2 separate regions of the Homo sapiens genome follow, and region 1 is linked to region 2. Evidence: read pairs that join two places in POLR2A ChIA-PET (ENCODE). Cell type or tissue: GM12878. All regions are shown on one strand. Each heading gives the region's core, and the rest is flanking DNA. Links, peaks and the distances in the headings are about the cores only.

What was found. Peaks named below come from ENCODE experiments on the same cell type or tissue, not always from the same donor. Only the 100,000 strongest peaks of a DNase experiment are listed, where the experiment ranks them.
Region 1: POLR2A ChIA-PET joins it to region 2 with 5 read pairs; 16 of 35 experiments call an interaction of 5 or more read pairs at or near these places.

What each region holds. Positions count from the first base shown.
Region 1 is chr22:40,640,057-40,645,433 of GRCh38, forward strand. No RefSeq gene overlaps it. Among named protein-coding and RNA genes, the nearest start is that of MRTFA, 6.0 kb to the left of the region's middle. In GM12878, for the core only: no CTCF peak of the experiment used is centred there; no DNase peak of the experiment used is centred there.
Region 2 is chr22:40,582,416-40,587,792 of GRCh38, forward strand. All of the region lies in intron 2 of MRTFA (myocardin related transcription factor A), which reads right to left. It also overlaps the pseudogene RPL4P6. Among named protein-coding and RNA genes, the nearest start is that of MRTFA, 52 kb to the right of the region's middle. In GM12878, for the core only: no CTCF peak of the experiment used is centred there; no DNase peak of the experiment used is centred there; H3K4me3 peaks cover 658 bases; H3K27ac peaks cover 2,567 bases.

The DNA.
Region 1 (5,377 bases), core at 235-5,234, 58 kb after region 2:
AAAAAAAGGGTTTATATATTTCTTATAGGTGGTCTGCCTCCCTCTAATCTCTGACCCCACTCCAGCCTGGGTAACTCTGAAAAAAAAAAGGAATAACATTATCTCTGACCCTAGATCCTAATGTTATCCTCTAAAGCTTCACCAAACATGTCTAATCCCACTTCACCCTCTTTCCCACACCCTCGACCCATCTCCACAAAACAGTAGGGAATAAGTCCCTTTTTCTTGCCATCAGGCCTCAGTGACTTCATGTCCTAATGACTTCATGCGGACATCCTTCAGGATCTATTGGCGACATGTGTTATTTGTGTCCTTCCCTGTAAACATTCTCTTTCTTTTGGTAAGAGAACTCCACTTTCCTCTGGGGAACTGTCAGAGGCGTTCGAACCAGGACTCCATCTTAAATAGGGGCTGGGTAAAATAAGGCTGAGACCTACTGAGTTGCATTTCCAGGAGATTAGGCATTCTAAGTCACAGGATGAGATAGGTCAGCACAAGATACAAGGACCTTGCTAATAAAATATGTTATGGTAAAGAAGCCGGACAAAACCCACCAAAGCCAAGATGGTAAGAAAAGTGACCTCTGGTCATCCTCACTGCTCATTATACACTATTTATAATGCATTAGCATGCTAAAAGGCACTCCCACCAGTGCCGTGACAGTTTACAGATACCATGGAAATGTCCAGAGGTTACCCTCTCTGGTCTAAAAATGGGAGGAAACCTCAGTTCCAGTTCCAGGGATTGCCCACCCCTTTCCCAGAAAATTCATGAATAATCCATCCCTTGCTTAGCATATAATCGAGAAGTGACAATAAGTATAAGCAGCTGAGTGGCCCATGCCACTGCTCTGCCTATGGAGTGGCCATTCTTTTGTATCTCTTTTTTTTTTTTTCCTTTTTTTGACACAGAGTCTTGCCCTGTCACCCAGGCTGGAGTGCAGTGGCACAATCTCAGTTCACTGCAACCTCTGCCTCCCAGGTTCAAGCGATTCTCCTCCCTCAGCCTCCAGAGTAGCTGAGACTACAGGTGCGTGCCACCACACCTGGCTAATTTTTGTATTTTTGGTAGAGAGGGGCTTTCACCATATTGGCCAGGCTGGTCTAGAACTCCTGGCCTCAAGTGATCTGCACCCCGACTCAGCCTCCGAAAGTGCTGGGATTACGGGCCTGAGCCACTGCACCTGGCCTCTTGTTTCCTTACTTCTCTAATAAACTTGCTCTCACTTAACTCTATGAATTCGCCTCAAATTCTTTCTTGCACGAGATCCAAGAACCCTCTCTTGAGGTCTAGATCAGGAGGCCTTGCTGGTAACAGAACCACTCCGCCCCACTGTCTATCCCTGTAGCTGCCTTGGGAATATGACTCACTACTCACCTTGGGGTTGGGGGGTGGGGGGGATCACATGGCCCAGTCCTAACCAATGAAAGCACTCCAACCCTTGCCTGCCATCATTTGTAGTGATTGATTTAGGGAAAGACATGTGATCAAGACAGTCCAGTTAGCGTGAGTCCTGGCATCTTGTTAGAACTACTGGGATGGGGCCGAGAGCAGTGGCACATGCCTGTAATCCCAGCAATTTGGGAGGCGGGGGGATCACCTGAGGTCAGGAGTTCAAGACCAGTCTGACCAATATGGTAAAACCCCGTCTCTACTAAATACAGCTGGCTGTTGTGGCTCGCGCCTGTAATCCCAGCTACTTGGGAGGCTAAGGCAGGAGAATCGCTTGAACCTGGGAGGCTGAGGCAGGAGAATCGCTTGAACCTGGGAGGCAGAGGCTGCAGTGAGCCAAGATCATGCCATTGCACTCCAGCCTGGGAAACAAAAGCAAAACTCCATCTTAAAAAAAACAACTACTGGGATGGAGTTTTCTCTACAGGAGGGTTGCTGAACTGTCTGGCTGTACACCTGGCATTAACAGTGAGGACCACAGGGAGAATAAAGCCAACACAAAACCAAACAATCACAGCTGAAATACGCATAAAGGCCATGACGGATGATAGCTCTGTTTGAGAACCTAGATCCAGTTCTTTTCTGGCTATTTGATTTCATAGGTGTCTTGGGTCAGGGCCCTTAGAAACAGAGCCTGTAAGACAGAGCCAATGAACAGGACTTAGTGAGGGAGGAAAAACCTGTAAGGGAGGAAGATGAGCAAGACAGAGAAGGGAAGAGACTCGAGTAAGGCTCAGCCTGATCTTTCCTTGGCCTGATGCACATAGGAGAGCTCTGGGCAGAAACAACACCACAGTCACTCACCTTGAGGCATGGACAGCTTTTTGTCCCCTAGTCTATGTCAGTGGTTGTGGGCCCTAAGGAAGTTAAGGTCCCCAAGGCCACTCCCTTCAAATGAGGGCAATTCTCTGAAATTTTGTGCAGCTGGGAACCCTTAGCAGCCAACACTCACAGCAGCTGGGGCATGGGTGCACTTACCTGCTCAGGAGGCATCATTTGAGTTGTCCGCTGTGGGCTAACACATTCCTATTGTTGCAGCAAAAATGTAACTATGTAAAGTGCTCAGGTATGACCTGACCTGACTGCCAAACAGTACCGTGAGCCTGTGGCCTTCCTCGGTCTGACTCCCTACGTCTACTATTAAACTATACTTTTTGCATGTGTATATGGAGACAGGGTCTTACTCTGTCACTCAGGCTAGAGTGCAGTGGTGTGATCATAGCTCACTGCAGCCTCCAACACCTGGGCTCAAGCGATCTTCCCACCTCAGCCTCCCAAGGAGCTTGGAAGTACAGATGCTCACCACCTTGCTCAACTAATTTTTAAATTTTTTTTGTAGAGACAGGGCCTGGTTATGTTGCCCAAGCTGGTCCCAAACTCTTGGCTTCAAGTGATCCTTCCACCTCAGCCTCCCAAACACTGGGATTACAATTGTAAGCCACCGTGCCTGGTTCATTTTATTTATTTTTTATTACTTTTTTTTTAATTTTTATTTATTTATTTATGACAGAGTTTTGTTCTATTGCCCAGGCTGGAGTGCAGTGGTGCAATCTTGGCTCACTGCAACGTCTGCCTCCCGGGTCCAAGTGATTCTCCTGCCTCAGCCTCCTGAGTAGCTGGGACTACAGGCATGTACCACCACACCTGGCTAATTTTTTTGTATTTTTAGTAGATAGCAGGGTTTCACCATGTTGGCCAGGCTGGTCTTGAACTCCTGGCCTCCAGTGATCTGCCCGCCTTGGTCTCCCAAAGTGTTGGGATTACAGGTGTGAGCCACCGTGCCTGGCTTCATTTTATATTTGCATCGGCAGATCTAGTGGCTGCACTGACCCTTTGGCTCAACCTGACTTTATAACCAATCCTTTCCACCCCCTTCCCTCTAGAGCTTTTCCCAAAAACTGATACTAAGCCAAATTCACTCTTGTATTTCTATAATTAATTCTTTTTTTTTTTTTTTTGAGATGGAGTCTCGCTCTTGTCGCTCAGGCTGGATTGCAGTGGCGGGATCTTGGCTCACTGCAACCTCCGTCTCCCGGATTCAAGCAATTCTCCTGCCTCTATAATTAATTCTTTAACACAAATGTAAAACTTTAAGCCTCACTCTGCTAATCATGAGCAGCCAGTTGTCCTTCTGTCCATTTCCATCCTTCTTTGCACCTTGCTGAAAACATGTGCTGATTTCATTCTGTCACCTATCCACTGGCCACCACTTCTGATTCTGCTGCTGCTGCTGAAAGGGGCAAATCCAATGACAGGAACCTTCAGCGAACCACTGAAGACTGATCTTCCTCCTTCCAACCTGTTAATTCATACTCTGAGAAAAGTTACTCCCCCATCCTTTCCCTCTCTATTTCTCTTCATGGAGAATCTCTCCAAAAGTATTTTCCAGGACTTGATCAACTCCGTCTTCAGCACATCCTGTGCTTTCCTATTTCTTCTTAAGTCTTTGTTCTGATTAGTTTTTTTGTCTAGAATGTCCTCTTTTATCTTCATCTATTCAAATCCCAGCTGACATCCCACTTCCTCCAGGAAGCCCTCCCATATTCCTCCAACGTAGGTGGATCTTTTCTTTCTCTGACAATCTGTAGCTCCTATTGTAACAAGCAGAATGCTAAAGCATTCCAAGTGCATTATCTTATTTCACATGAGGAAACTGAAGCTTAGAGAGGTTAAGTAACTTGCTCAATATCACACAGCTTAAAACTAGCAAAGCTAGGATACGGATATTAAAATTAAGATCCTGGGGCCGGGTGCAGTGGCTCACGCCTGTAATCCCAGCACTTTGGGAGGCTGAGGCAGGTGGATCACTTGAGTCCAGGAGTTTGAGACCAGCCTGGCCAACACGGTGAAATGCCATCTCTCCTAAAAATACAAAAATTAGCCAGGTGTGGTGGTGCATGCCTGTAATCCCAGCTACTCGGGAGGCTGAGGCAGGAAAATCGCTTGAACCTGGGAGATGGAGCCTGTTAGTGAGCTAAGATCGCACCACTGCACTCCAACCTGGGTGATGGAATAAGACTCTGTCTCAATAAATAAATAAATAAATAAATAAATAAATAAGATCCTGGGTGTAATTCAATAAACATTTGTTGGCTACATACAAGGAACTAGAGGAAATATAAAAAGGTGAAATAGATCAGCTTTGCCACAATCAAGAACAGGGTCCATGAAATGATGCTAACACGAACAATGCTGAAAGGATAGTAGAATGAGGTCTGGTCTAGGAAGGGAGTGTTCCTGTCTGGTGGAGAACCCACTGAGGCAACACATGAAAGAGCTTATGTTTGACAGGCAGTAATGAGGTGGGGCACTCCAACTTAGGAAACACTGTGAGTAATAACGTGGAGGAAGGAAAACAGAGGACATGTTTGAGCAAGGGAGTCACCTGGGTTGTTTGAGAGATAAGGTTTGAAAGTTTGCTGAGGCCTTGTTGTAAAAAGAACGCCATGGTAAAGGAGGCATTACGTTCTGGAAAACAGAATCCAGACTGTCTTAAGATTCACCTGGTAGTTTGTCAGTTGGAATGGAAGGAGAGTGAAGTGGGGCTGGAAAGATAAATTAAACCACTACTGTTATCCAGCCAGGAGGAAATAAAGACCCACAAGAGGGGAACAATCAGCATGGAGTTTTTTCCCCTCTACCCTGTAAACACTTTCCATATCTCTGTCCCCTAGACATTATAGCATCCTTGAGAAAGGGCAATAATTTAAAAAAAAAATATGCCCATAACCTTTAAACTGCTAACAATTTCTTCAAATGTAGTAAGCACTCAGCAAATATCTTTGGAAGTGAATTAAATGTATAAGTGAGGTGTTAAAATGCTAGGGCTCTGTGACCAAGCAAGGTGGCCCATACCTGTAATGCCAGCATTTTGGGAGGCCGAAGTGGGAGGATGGCTTGAACCCAGGAGTTCAAGACCAGCCTG
Region 2 (5,377 bases), core at 142-5,141:
TCTCTTGAGTATATAACGATGAGAAGAATTGCTAGTCAAATGGTAATTCTACGTTATGCTATCTGACTTTAACACTAAGCAAATTTTAGCACTATGACATACATCAGGGTGCTGAATTCCTATGAGTTGCTTTAATCCTCTTCCCAAAAAAATTCATCAATTTGCTCTTATTCATAGTCTAAAAAAAAACTTCCCAAGGTTACTTCCTTCCATACAGCCACAGACGAAGGTTTTAACTTTATACACACATACACACACACACACACACACACACACACACCCTTCTCTACAATGTAAAGCAGTCTAACTTTGATTCCCTGGGAAACTGCACTGTTTGTTCAAAAATCAAGGTAAACCTACCTAACATATGAATACCATTAGCTCCTTTAAGGTTACAATTAAAGTTGCCCAGAACTCAGTTCATTATGTTATAGAAACAGAGTATGCACATTATGGTTCTTTCTGTATGAAAAAAAGGCTGATGGCAATCTGGCCAGGAGTACACAGGGGTGAGCTGAACAGTGCCCTCAGGTACTGCAATGCTAAGAGTCTCACTGGAGTGAAGCAGCTAATAGATTTAGAGCACATCCATGTCTTTTGCCAAATGAGGCAAAATAAAGTAAAAAGTCTTTAACAAATGGAGCTATGAAAGAGCCTGAAAAGCCTGAGAGCTACACAAGAGCTCTATTACTAATATTCTTCCCTGATTAAAAAAAACAGAGCTTTGTTTTGCCTGTAACAGACACTATCAATCCTCCCAGTAACTTGAAGGCAAATATAGCCACATGACAGCTCATTAGCATTTCAGAGAAAAAAACTATGATATTTAGTGAAAAACAAAATGTGTAATAATGAAACCATAGCTCCCTATGATGACACTAGGGGCCCAGCTCACAAACTAGGCAGTCAGAACTTTGGTAACCTTATCTTTTCTAAAGCTAAATTTTCCTGCAGAAGTGCCTCAAGACCAAAGAAGAGGACAATTCCCCAGCTTTACCTCTGGCTGGATTAGGCACACTCAAGCCACAAAACATAATACAAAGAGAATGTTGCAAGTAATCAGACTTGCAATTCAAGGAAAGCACAGTAAAGCAGAATCAAAAGACTCTCTAGGTCAGGGGTTCCCAACCCCCAGTCCATGGCCTGTTAGGAACCAGGCCACACAGCAGGACTGAGTAGTGGGGAGCAACTATTACGGCCTGAGCTCTGCCTCCTGTCAGATCAGCAGTGGCATTAGATTCTCATAGGCAGCATTAGATTCTCACAGGAGCACAAGCCCTACTGTAAAATACACATACAAGGGATCTAGGTTGCACCTTTCTTATGAGAATCTAATGCCTGATGATCTGAGGTGGAAGAGCTTCATCCCAAAACCTTGCCCCCCTGCCTCAGTCCATGGAAAAACTTTCTTCCACGAAACTGGTCCCTGGTGCCAAAAATGTTGGAGACCACTACTCTAGGTGGATCATAAGATCATAAGCACAGAGCAGTTCACAGAAAGTGCACAGGACGAGGTGCTCATCTCCAGTTTTCATCCCCATGTGGTATATATAGTATTTGTCATCTGCATAGTACTTTGTATGTCCAGACTATTTTATAATCACAATTCTGGGATTATTTCATCACAATAATCGAGTGTGACAGATTAAAATTTACTGTCCTTCTTCTAAGCATTCAGATTACAGTAGATGGGAAAAAAATCAGGATGGCAGAACAGAAAAACAGACTCTTGTAAGGTCTCAAAACCTTGTCAAAAACATGATAGAATTTCTGAATTTTAGGATTTGAAGAAATCTAAAGTGTCCAATGGTTTCCGATGCTAAGAAACTAAAGCTCAGAAGGGTTGTAAGCAATTTGCCCAAGGTCTCCAAATAAGTAAGTGGCAAAGCCAGGAAAACCCAGACATCATGACTCCCAAGTCAGCCTTTCCATACATACAACCATAGTGCCTTTTCCAAAAGCCAATAATAAAATAGATGCGGAGGATTCTGAGCTGTCTGGCTCAGCACGTTATCTTGTCTTTCAAAATGCTAAGTCTCAGGCAGGCGTGGTGGCTTGCGCCTATAATCCCAGCACTTTGGGAGGCTGAGGCAGGAGGATCACCTGAGGTTGGGAGTTTGAGACCAGCTTGACCAACATGGAGAAAACCTGTCTCTACTAAAAATGCAAAATTAGCCGGGTGTGGTGGCACATGCCTGTAATCCCAGCTACTCGGGAGACCGTAGCAGGAGAATCACCCAGGAGGCAGAGGTTGTGGTGAGCCAAAATCGCACCATTGCACTCCAACCTGGGCAACAAGAGTGAGACTCTGTCTCAAAAAAAAAAAAAAAAAAAGCCAAGTCTCTTGAGCTGGGCACAGTGGCTCAAGCCTTAATCCCAGCACTTTGGGAGGCTGAGGGGGGTGGATCACTTGAGGTCAGGAGTTTAGGACCGGCCTAGCCAACATAGTGAAACCCCATCTCTACTAAAAATACAAAAAATTAGCTGGGCGTGGTGGCGCACGCCTGTAGTCCCAGCTACCTGAGAGTCTGCGGTGGTAGGATCGCTTGAACCTGGGAGGTGGAGGTTGCAGTGAGCCAAGATCGCACCACTGCACTTCCAGCCTAGGCAAAAGAACAAGACTCGGTCTCAAAAAGAAAACAAAAAAGTCAAGTCTCTCCTCATATTCACTTACCAAAGAACAAAAATATTACAAGTCCAGAGAAGTCATCACTTCTGCCGATCTGAAGGGAAGAGGAAACAAGGCAGTCCAGGCCTCAATGCTGCTGAGCAGGAAGGCTCCATGGTGTAACTTGTTCTAGATGTCTGAGGTCGATGATTACTACTTTAATTTTTAACTTGTATGTAAAACATTATATAAACTTTTTTAAAAATCACATAGGCTAAATTTATAACAAAAAGTTATATATGCTGTATGATTCCACTTATATGAGGTACCTAGAGAGGTCAAAATCATAGACACAAAGTAGAAGGGTAGTTTCCAGGGGGAAGGAGGAGGAGGGAATAGGGACTTATTTGTTTAATGGGTGTAGAGTTTCCGTTTCACAAGCTGAAAAGAGTTCTGGAGATGGATGGTGATGACAGTTGCATAACATTATGAATGTATATAATACCACTGAACTATATACTTAAAATGATTAAGATGGTAAATTTCATGTGTATTTTAACACAATAAATGAAAGTGGGGGAAAGAAAGTAATAGTGAAGACAACATGACCAGAATAACATTTTAAAAGCATCAATTAGACAGCTAAAAGAACAGAGCTAGGTGATGGCAGGGGATGAGAGTTAGCAGAGAATGCAATTAGGAGGCTACTGGAGAAGTCTAGGAGAGAGATGAAGGTGGCTTAGCCAAGGGCAATAGTTGAGCAGAGAGATATAGTAAGACTTGGGATATATTTTAAAGCCTGAGTTAAAATTTCATGAACATATATCCTAACACAGTATTTTTAACTGCAATTCATAATACACAGGTCACAGAATCAATTTCCTAGGCCAACATCAACATCTTGCAATTAAATAAAATGGAATAAAATAGAAACGAGCAGATTGCACTGCACCTAATAAGGGTAAGTATTATTTCATGAAACTTTTGTTTTAGATATCGATATACTTACGTGTGTATTGGGTCTGAATGTAAAATACATCTTGAACGATGAACCACAGCCAAAAATGTTGAGAAACATTGCCCTAGAGACTGATAAAATGGTAGGTGGAAGTTGAGAGTAATTATTTTTTTTTATCTCCATCAAAGTCCTTACTAGGCTCAAGTGAAACAAGCTACAACAAGTTGAATTACATACCTAATAAAATCTTATTGATCTGCCAAACAAATACATCATTTGCTCTTCAAAAAAAAAAAAAAGAAGGAAAGAAAGAACAGTACAAACAATAACCAGGCATCACTGGAATGCGAAGCACAAATTGTATTATTTCCATCAACCATGAAGATACAAAGATTACTAAAGGAATAATGCCAATCTTCTTTAACCACTAAACCACTCTAGCCATTCAACTACTCTTAATTTTAGAAGTTAAACCCTACCAAAACACATTCATAATGGCAAACGCCCTCAGAATCTTCAGGAAAATACCTTACTCTCCCAACTGAGAAAATATGGCCTAATTCCCCTGGAATAATTCAGAGATTACATACTAAAGCTCTGAAGGATTTGTTCAAAAAGCTTCCTGCCATGAGCAATCACTGTTTTTTTCACTGATCAGGTCTTTATTAAAAATAAGCTGTCCAAAATTATTTGACCTTTATGGAATAAACCAACAAGCTCATGCAGCAGGCTTCGTTTCCTCTGTGGTAGGTTTTTTTTTCAGCTACTGATGTCTTGGTTGGTAGCTGCTGCCCTTTTTCCCACCAGAGGTTTCTCCTGCTTAAAAACAACAACCTTCTTTCCTTTCTTCCCTACCACAGGCTTCTTGACTGCAACCCCCTTTCTCATCTGATTTGGCCTCTAGTGCTGCTGGTGCTGCTGGTGCTGCTGGTGCTGGTGCTGGTGCTGCTGCTGCTGCTGCCACCGCCGCCGCTGCCTTATCCACCTGGAGTTTGTGGTTGCTGGCCTGGCAAAGCCTGGTGTTGCAGAGCATGGTCTTTGCATATGGGTTTAGCTTCAACATGATTTTCAGGTTTTCCAGGAGGTTTGTCCCCAGGACTCTACGATGAATCTTCCTGCAACGTGCTTGAAGGGCTTTGGATGTCTGGGCTTTTCAAGATTCTGCTAAGGTCTGTATTGATCATCTTGTGCATGCAAAGATTGCAGTTACTCTTGAGGAAACAGCTTTACACCAAGTGCCACACAATTGTCTAACTTCTAGAAAGCACTTTCAGTCCAAATGCAGAAATGTCCCACATGCCCATCAGGAGCAAGTTTCAAAATGTTCAGTTTGCTTACATTAAGCAGAATAATTCTAGGAATGTTTCGGAAGGCTTTGACAATACAATCATCTTCATTAGAGACGATGCAGGGTCCCTTGCGCTGGATACGATGGTTTCTCATTTTGCCCTTGCCAGCTCTCATTTGCTGAGAGGCATAGCCCTTTTTTGTATCACTCCAGGCTTAAGTGGCAAAACAGCCTCCTTGATTGTCTTGTAGCCTTCAACTTTATCTCTGACCACCAAAAAAAGTTCAGGAACTTCCTTAATATGATGACCTGTAGACATGACCAGCACTGGTAAGGCAGAGGCAGCCAGGGGAGAACAGATAGCATATTGTTTTTTGGATTGTGTTCACTCTACAGTGCCAACAGTGCCAGGTTTTGGTTGGTGCAAACATGTGGCCTCCATGACAGATATTTCCAAAAGCACCCTGGCCAAAAGAGTGAGTCCCACCACCTCAAACTCTGGGAATTTGAGACCCAACTCTGC